Linked DNA regions of Homo sapiens: region 1 is linked to region 2. The links are chromatin contacts, found by Hi-C or POLR2A ChIA-PET in ENCODE. All regions are on one chromosome and are shown on one strand. Each heading gives the region's core, a stretch centred on a gene start or an enhancer-like site at or near the end of the contact. The rest is flanking DNA. Distances are from core to core; before and after follow the strand shown. Region 1 overlaps JARID2 (jumonji and AT-rich interaction domain containing 2). Region 2 has its middle 460 kb from the start of LINC01108.

What was found. Hi-C counts contacts between places; a loop is a spot of excess contacts on that map. ChIA-PET counts read pairs that join two places held with the same protein, here RNA polymerase II (POLR2A). Pooled maps may share reads with other maps.
Region 1: a map of breast epithelium shows a loop between it and region 2 (12-fold over the local background). The contact joins two enhancer-like sites. A Hi-C loop is called at or near these places in 1 of 168 maps with a recorded cell type or tissue (breast epithelium) and 4 of 50 pooled maps. POLR2A ChIA-PET finds 5 or more read pairs at or near these places in 3 of 52 experiments (activated CD4-positive, alpha-beta T cell, activated CD4-positive, alpha-beta memory T cell and activated CD8-positive, alpha-beta T cell).

What each region holds. Positions count from the first base shown.
Region 1 is chr6:15,263,029-15,267,448 of GRCh38, reverse strand. All of the region lies in intron 1 of JARID2 (jumonji and AT-rich interaction domain containing 2), which reads right to left. Among named protein-coding and RNA genes, the nearest start is that of JARID2-AS1, 17 kb to the right of the region's middle. RefSeq lists enhancers at 1-82, 2,077-2,216, 2,222-2,731. Within about 2 kb of position 2,433, at least 16 of the 41 ENCODE cell types and tissues checked have a DNase peak (open chromatin) inside an H3K27ac peak, as active enhancers do.
Region 2 is chr6:14,741,980-14,746,164 of GRCh38, reverse strand. No RefSeq gene overlaps it. Among named protein-coding and RNA genes, the nearest start is that of LINC01108, 460 kb to the right of the region's middle. RefSeq lists an enhancer at 1,855-3,054. Within about 2 kb of position 2,049, at least 16 of the 41 ENCODE cell types and tissues checked have a DNase peak (open chromatin) inside an H3K27ac peak, as active enhancers do.

The sequences.
Region 1 (4,420 bases), core at 1,184-3,683, 520 kb before region 2:
TCGGTTCCCTCCTGGGCACCTACTGCTGTTTATAACCAGTTGGTTAGGCTTCAGGATCCTTTCCTGGTGGTTGCTGACATGCCTTTTGCTGCCCCTCAAGCAGATCTTTGAGCTATCTCTATGTAGATAAAAGGAAAGGCCTCACTCTGTCTTATGTCAGATACTGATAAGCCGCTTTAAGATTTTCTTTTTCATGGGAGTGGGAGAATAGTTTAGGAGAGTAAGAGAATAACACTCCAGGAAGCCCAGGGTCTCTTTGGACACTGTGTTCAGAGTTTCAGAGTGTTGAATTCACCATCTCTCCCCACAGCCAAAGAAGACAACTTAACTGTTTGCCATCCAGTAAGTTGCAATATGTCAGCATTAACCCAAACCCTCGATCACGCAGCTAGAAGCAATACTAATATACAGGTGGAAGAGAATGCCTACAATGAAAGGGGCACAGTTGTGCCTATTAGAGCACCTAATCTCCACTCAGGGACGCACGTGCACCCCACATTACAATGGAGAACACTGAGAATTTAAACCACGGCCTGGTGATCCTCCTGGACATGCAGCTAATAAGTGGCTGAGGGACAACCAGTGGTCAGCTGGCGCCCTGATTGTTATTACAGCAGTGCATTTTCTAGGAGGCAGGCCACTGGCGAGGTCTCCTGGGGTCATGAGATGACTCTGACATGAAATAACAAACACACACAATCAGATATGCGTCCACAAAGCTGTTTCTCACCCTGCCCCCAAAAAATGTTTAAACATTGAGAGTGTAGAACTTTCAAGCTACCAAAAGAAAATGTTTTGCCTTAAAATGACAAAAAAGCAGAAGAAACTTTGATGAAAGATTCCTAAAACTCAAAATATACTACAAACACCCTAGCCAGGAGAAACACGTTGAGCAACGGAAGTGCAACCAAGCGCTGCTAGGCTGACAACAATGACCATGAAACTGCTGTTTCCTTATGAGGCCCTGCAAATTAGTCCTTCCCCCAGCGGGAGAGGATATGGAGCTCACGGTTTGCTATTTTCCTTTTCATTACTACTATTCCAGGGTGCAGGTAAGAAAGAGAAAGAGAAGGAATTTGGGAAGACGTTAAGAAGTAAAACTCTAAACTATTACTTATGTTGTTTGCTCTCTGTTGGAAGATCATTGTAACTAATAGTTAAAATATACTTGGCAGAGACCGTGCTAAAAAGCTCTTTAAAAGAGGGGCCATACAAGGATCCCCAAACTCTGCTTAATCAGTACCAACACCACAGGAGATTCATCGGACACACTTGTCTTCCTGGGCTCCAGAGACTTCCTAAGGTAAAATGGGAAGACACAAATGTCTCCAGGAGAGCATATGTGACAGTTCTTTGAGAGAAAGCTGATCAGTATTGACCTTTAATTTGGAGACACTAAGCCTCGTGCCATCTCTTTTATGAATATGAGAGAGCACTTTGGGACCTTTTCCAGCTGGGAGGAAGGAAGCACAATTATTCACCCCCGTTGGCTAGGAGACCTGATGAGCTCCACTTTCAAAACCGTAACAGACCAGCCACCGCCCATGCCCTCCAGTTTCCATGAGGCAGAGACCCCTGAGTGGAGAAGGGGTCTGAATGTAAATGAGGGAGGGGCTGGGACAATCCCACACTATCCTGTGAATGACCATGATGCTGGTCCCAGATTCCTGCTTGCCCAGTCCAAAAGCAAGTGAACATGCTGCCCGGGCTCATCAGGTCCCTGGGGAAGAGGGTCACCTTACACTGTTAAGACAGCATTCACGGAGAGCCCTGCAGAATACTCCTTAATTGCCTGGAAAGTGACCTGTCCAATGGGGCTTTCCTGGCTTCTTGGCTGCCAGCCAAGAAGTAGCCTTAACTTCTGTACCCATGGGGAGAGATGAGGGCAAGTCCCAAAGCAGTATCACTTCACAAAATAAATCTCACAGAGCCAAATCTGGAATGTTACTGCACAGATATTTGAAATCCCAGCTGACAGTCCTATACCTATTTGGGGCTGGGAGGATGATTAAGGCTTTAAATCTCAATTACACTTATGGAACTCTAAATGACTGCGTGGTTTTTTTTTGTTTTTTTTTTTTTAATGCAAACCTAAGTTTGGGATGCAGAACTACAGAGACAAGAACTCAGCAAGCACCCCCACTTCCTCCAAAGAGTAGTCAAGTCCCACAGCACAGCCCGGAGCAGTAGCTGTTAAAAGACAAGGGCTGGGCTGGATCCGGCCAACATTACAAGGACAACCAACTGGTCTCATTCCTTAGTCTTGTGCTTTTAAAGGGCAGACGATGTGCCAACTATTTTAAAGCTCCAACACACTAATTCTGTAAACAATAATAGCTACAGCCTGCACACTGCGCACTGGAATGGATTCCTCAACTTGGCCTCATCACTTATGCAGCTGATGAAACAAACACTGACAGCTTTTTTGCATTTGTAAAGGCCCCACAGCAGCTGTGGTGATCCCACCATAGAGCAATGAATTAAGCCTGAAACCCAGCTGGGTCTGAACAGAAGCCTTTTTTGCACAATACAGCAAGACTATCATTGTTAACCTAGGCATTATTGGGAAATATTCTGCATTACATTATAGGGCAGTTCTAACTCAATTCTTAAAATTAGCTCTAATAAGCAATTTTAGTAGGAGGGATGTGGCGTTAGCCTTTGAAAGGCACAAGTATGTGTATAGGTTATAGGTACACCACATAAAAGCGGCCCGGCAGAACACAGATTTCCAGTTAAACAATGCAAAGTTTAAAATATTAACTCCTTCTTAGATATTCTCTCTCTCTCTCTATCTCTCTCTCTCTCACACACACACACACACACACACACACACTCACACCTACCTTCTAAACTGAGGTGGGTGTCTAAACTAGTAAATTCTTGGCTACTTGGCCACTGCAGAGAAAAATATTGAATATAGCTGTCAGGGCTCCTGTTAGTAAGCCAAACTAATGACCTGAGCACAGGAGTCAATTTGGAACAGAAAACCATACCAGAAAAACTGGAGTGTGAGAAGCATGATTAATACCATTAGTAAAGAATTTTTTGACAATGACCTTGAGCACTATGAAATAAATAAGATTCCAAATACTGATTAATACCATCAGTAAAGAATTTTTTGACAATGAACCTGAGGACTATGTAATAAACAAGATTCCAAATACTGACGGACACACTGGTGTTTACAGGCTTCTTATCATCAGGAAGTTCTAGGAAGGCAAAGACACCCACACCAAGACATGTGCTCCTACAGAATCGGAACACGCACTCTCTGCTTCACAAAATGCTTCTCAATACCACTAGGCCACATGACATTTGCAGTCCCCACCATCCACTTCTCTTATGTTGCCTTACAGTTTTTCTAACAATTAAAAATTGCCTGAAATTAGCCAGGCATGGTGAAGCGCAGCTCTAGTCCCAGCTACTTGGGAGGGTGAGGTGGGAGGATCGCTTGAGCCCAGGAAGGTTAAGGCTGCAGTGAGCTGCGTTCACGTCACGGCACTCCAGTTTGGGTAACACAGCGACACCCTGTATCTAAAAAATAAAAATTGCCAGCCGGGCACGGTGGCTCACGCCTGTAATCCCAGCATTTTGGGAGGCCGAGGCAGGCAGATCACCTGAGGTCAGGAGTTTGAGACCAGCCTGGCCAACAAGGTGAAACCCTGTATCTACTAAAAATACAAAAATTAGCCAGGCGTGGTGGCGGGTGCCTGTAATCCTGGCTACTCTGGAGGCTGAGGCAGGAGAATCACTTGAATCCGGAAGGCGGAGGTTGCAATGAGTGGAGATCGCGCCACTGCACTCCAGCCTGGGCGACAAAGTGAGACTCTGTCTCAAAAAAAAAAAAAAAAAAATTGTCTGACTCTAGTTAAGGACCAATCTCAACAATTTCACACCAACTTGGGGAAAATAAATCTAGTAAATTCAGAGAAATCAAAAGAATACAGTAACATCCCTCCTCCTTTGAAGAACTCCTATTTCTTAATGGAGTTCATTACGAAGGGTAGTTTTTCAAAGAAAAATAAAAACCATTTTTGGTTCAGCAGGCTTGGAAGGAGAAGAAAATCAGGGATAATTTCTAGGTCATTCTACTCCCCATAGTCCTCTGCCAAAGAATGCTGACAGAGGTAACCACAAGAAAGTCAAAACCTAAGGTAATGCAGGAAATCTGAAGTCCCACCATCAAGCCACTGGAGCATATGATTCCAGCACAAGCACGTGTGACCAGTGTTTACGGTTTGCAAAGGGGTAGAGGAAATGAGACCACTCTTGGCCACCCACAGTGACATGGAGAGTGACAGGCAGTAAGGAAAATGAGGACCCCTACCACACACACACACACACACACACACACACACACACACACACACAAACACACACCCTCCAAAGGGCAAGCTAGAGCCCCAGAAGGGGAGGG
Region 2 (4,185 bases), core at 800-3,299:
TCACCATTCCTAGCCCCATGGCAACCATTAATCTGTTCTGCAGTCTATAATTTGTCATTTGGAGAATGCTATCTAATTGGTATTGCATAGTATATGATACATTGAGACTGGCTTTATAAAATTCAGCATAATGCCCTTGAATTCTACCCAAGTTATTTTGTGTATCAATAGTTCACTCCTTTTTATTGCTGAGTAGTATTTCATAGTATGGATGAGCCACCATTTACCTATTGAAGGACATTTTGGTTGTTTCCAGGTTTCGGCACACACATAATCTTTTTCCTTTTTAAAGATCTTTTTCCTCTAGGTTGCTGCTTTCTAAAAGGAACTTTCAGGAAAAGAAAAACTTTTGGGGGAGGAGGATTTACCCATTGGTTCTTTTGCCTAATTAAGGGTTAGGTTCAACCCACAGTGATTGGCAATGTAAATAAACTATTAATATTTTCTTTTCAGAAACAGCCTTGCTTTTGACATCCTGTTCCAATTCTTGGTTGTCAGTAAATGCCCTCCCTGCTTGTCTTGTTTGTCAGTGAATACGTTAAATTTGACCTCTGTGGAGGTGTTCCAATATAAATTTTGATCACGAACAAAAATCAGGTTTAGTTATTTTAAGTTAGGATGTTAATTTAAAGTGACTACATTGTTACAAGAGCTTTGGTGCCTGTTCAGGAGATCCTTAAAGTTATTTCTGGCAAAATGTATTGAAACTAGGGGACTTTAGAACTCAGACCTCAAGGGAAACAGGACAAGCTGAGTTTTAGCTGTTTGACTGGAAGGCTGGGTCAGCAAGCAGCCTCTGCTTAAAAAAAAAAAAACACATGCTCATTTTCCAAATGAGTTTAGGCTCAATATTTTGTTAACCCTGCATATGTTTGAGAGGGAACTCCTGAGCGCTGGCTGGCTGAGCTGGTTTTATCTTGGTTCTAGTAAATTAGTAGATTGGCCTGACATTTTTGGCATGCAGTAATGAAGGTTGTCATAGGTTTCCTTTCTGTGAGCAACTTGGCTTCCTATTATGTTTGAAGATTTCACATATTTGCATAAACTGAAGTTGAGGTGATTATATGGGAGAGAAATAAAAGTGCAAATATTTAAATATTACAGGATATTTTAGAGTCTTTTAGGGTAAAAAGGGGATTTAATATATGTGAAATGGAAGTTTGCACTGGCACATTAAGACTTTCTCTCTCTCTCTCTCTCGCCCAGACTGGAATACAGTGGCATGATCATGGCTCACTGCAGCCTCAACTTCCCTGGCTCAAGGGATCCTTCTGCCTCAGCCTCCTCCGTACTGGGACTACAGGCATGCACCACTGCGTATGGTTAAATTTTTTTTTTTTTTTTTTTTTTTTTTTTTTTGAGATAGAGTCTCTCTCTGTTGCCCAGGCTGGAGTGCAGTGGCACGATCTTGGCTCACTGCAACCTCCACCTCCTGGGTTCAAGCAATTCTCCTGCCTCAGTCTCCCGAGTAGCTGTGTTTACAGGCACATGCCACCACGCCCGGCTAATTTTTGCATTTTTAGTAGAGATGGGGTTTCGCCATGTTGGCCAAGCTGGTCGCAAACTCCTGGGCTCAAGCAATCCTCCCTCCTTGGCCTCCCAAAGTGCTGGGTTTACAGGTGTGAGGCACTGCCCCTGGCCGCCTTCTTTTTTTTAAAGTCCTCAAGAAATTAGAAATTTTGATAATGAAAACAATAATCAGAATCTTTTCTATTTTATGAAATTTCTAGGTCTTTGCTTTGCTGGTAACATTCAATTAACATCTTTGTGAAAGTAAGATTGCCCCTCCAATGCCCCCAGCCTCCTATTCCCCACTTCCGATTTCCACTGCTCCTTAATGTGTGGGAGATGATAATGCCTTGTATACATATAACTTATGCCTGGAGGAACAGAAAACAGTTTGAACACTTTGTCTAATGAGTCCCTAGTTTTCCTCAAGGTAGGCGGAGGAAGGTGAGCTGCACATGGGCCCAGTGGATCTCTGCGTGACAAGCACTGAGTCACCAAGTGAGTCACTGGTGAGGCGGGAGGGAGTGGTCCACCCAGGCTAGCATTCTCAGGCTAGCGCTCTCAGAATGTTTTCACAATATCCCAAGGTCTCCACAAGTGTTTCATGAGGTTACTGTAAGATTCATGTATCTCACAATCAAATCAGAATGAATTCGAAACAACAAAGCAAAAAGACAAAACCACAACCATTTGGGGAGGATTTCTTAGGACACCTTAGAGAACAGATCATTCTAGGGCAGTGTTGTAGCTCAGGAAACTTTGAGACACAACTCTTTTTATCCACCTTCCTTCTTTCTCTTTCCTTCCCCCTTCTCTCCTTTCTTTCTCAATTTCTGATGGGCCCAATCCTGGAACGAGGCCATTTAGGGAGACGAAGTGGGGAAGTACAGCAGCTCTGTTTTCAAGAGAAGTTACTGGTCAACATTCTTGGCCTTCTTTAGCAATACCATGAGCCCACTCTCATCTCACTCTCCTCTCACTATTACTATCATCTAATAATCAGAATTCTTTATTAATCAGTCTATTTTGAACATCTGCTATGTGACAACTGATTACTGCCAATGATGACTCAGGAGTGAAACATTTTCAACTGGCTCTGGATGATTGAAATCCAGATTTTACTGGGTGTTGGTGTTCATGCTAATCCTGGGAAAAGTGAGAACCCCCATGACGTGACTAGCCATGGTAGCAGTCTAATAAACAACGTCTCTCATTTGCTGGTGTTTGTGGATCATGGAGTTCCCAGTTCCAGTACTTCCTAGGCAGTGAGACTTCTAACCATTGAGCCATCTGGAGGCCTGCTGGGACCTGGCCATTAGTGTACAAAACATTGAAGCAATGGTGAAGATGTGGGAGAGCAAGTGATCAAAGCTGAGAAGCAAGACAAAGTGACAGGAACTAACATCTATTGAGCATCTAGTGAGTGCTAAGTATTGGGCTACGGGCTTTAGTGCATGTGGTCTCATTTGTCACTGAGAAATGACAACTGACCAGTGACAGAATCCTCACCAGAAAAGGTCTCAGGTAATGTGGTTTCAGAAGAAACCAGTATGGGTTAGGGTGCTTACACTGGCAATTCATAGAAAATGTAAAAACTTTCCTAAGTGATAAGGACACTTGTTGGCTCAGGAGAGGAGAGGCCAGTGGCTTATTGATGCTTGTAAGCCCCCAGGTTACCTCTATCTCTGCCTATGAGGGTTCACTCGCTCCTGGGGCTTGCTGTCTTTGTGAGCATAGAATGGTTGCCAACACATTAATGCTAGTGCTCCCTTATCTGTGTCCAGAGAGTGCGAGTGAGTGAGAGAGAGCGGGTTTCTAGTACTTCTTCCGGAAAAGCAATGTACCTCCTTCCTAGAAGCCTCTTAGCCATCCCATCTTGTTGCCTAGAACTGGGTGACACGGCCAATCTTCAACTCTAATAAGGAGGATGGAATTACCTTTACAGGTTTAGACTACCAAGGGGGTACTCTGGGAGTTAAGAGTGGGGTCAGTGGGCAACTTGGAAGCAAGGTGTATTCAAATGGAAATCTTGCTTTTGGTAAGAAGGAGCAAGCCCTGAGCTATACAGAAGTGAAATCAGGTTCTATGCAATGATATTTAGAAAGAAATTCATCAAAAAGATGTAAACAATTTCTGCTTTTACAGGGGAAAACAACAATTACCTGGGTTGTTCACTCAAATTTCACTCCTAAGCTCCAGATATATTTGGTAACCTTATGCATTTTAAATACAACAAATCCAAGATGGCAGCCGTCACTGCTTTGTTCTACCTCATCAAATGTGCTCTTCCTACTGGGTTCTCCGGTTTGTTCAATGACACCACCCAAGCATAGACACCCAAGCAACAAATTAAAACCCTTTCTGCCAAACTCTTATACCTGGATATGCCAGGGTGTCTCTGAAGTTATTTGTCATAAAGGGACAAAGCCTAGTTGGCAAAGCCAATGTTGATATCAACATATTTGGAATCACCTTCAAGCATGTTTCAACGTGTCTATGACTACCTGTCTTTTATGTAGATTTTATTTTATTTGGGCCAACTGCAGCATCTAGAACACATGACCTCAAGTAAGCAAGTTTAGTCCTTGCATTTTTCTTCTGGGGCTAACCTGTGCCTGTGAGAGAGACAGCTAAAGTTAAAGGCACATGCCTGGCTGCATGCTGAAAGGAGCAAGA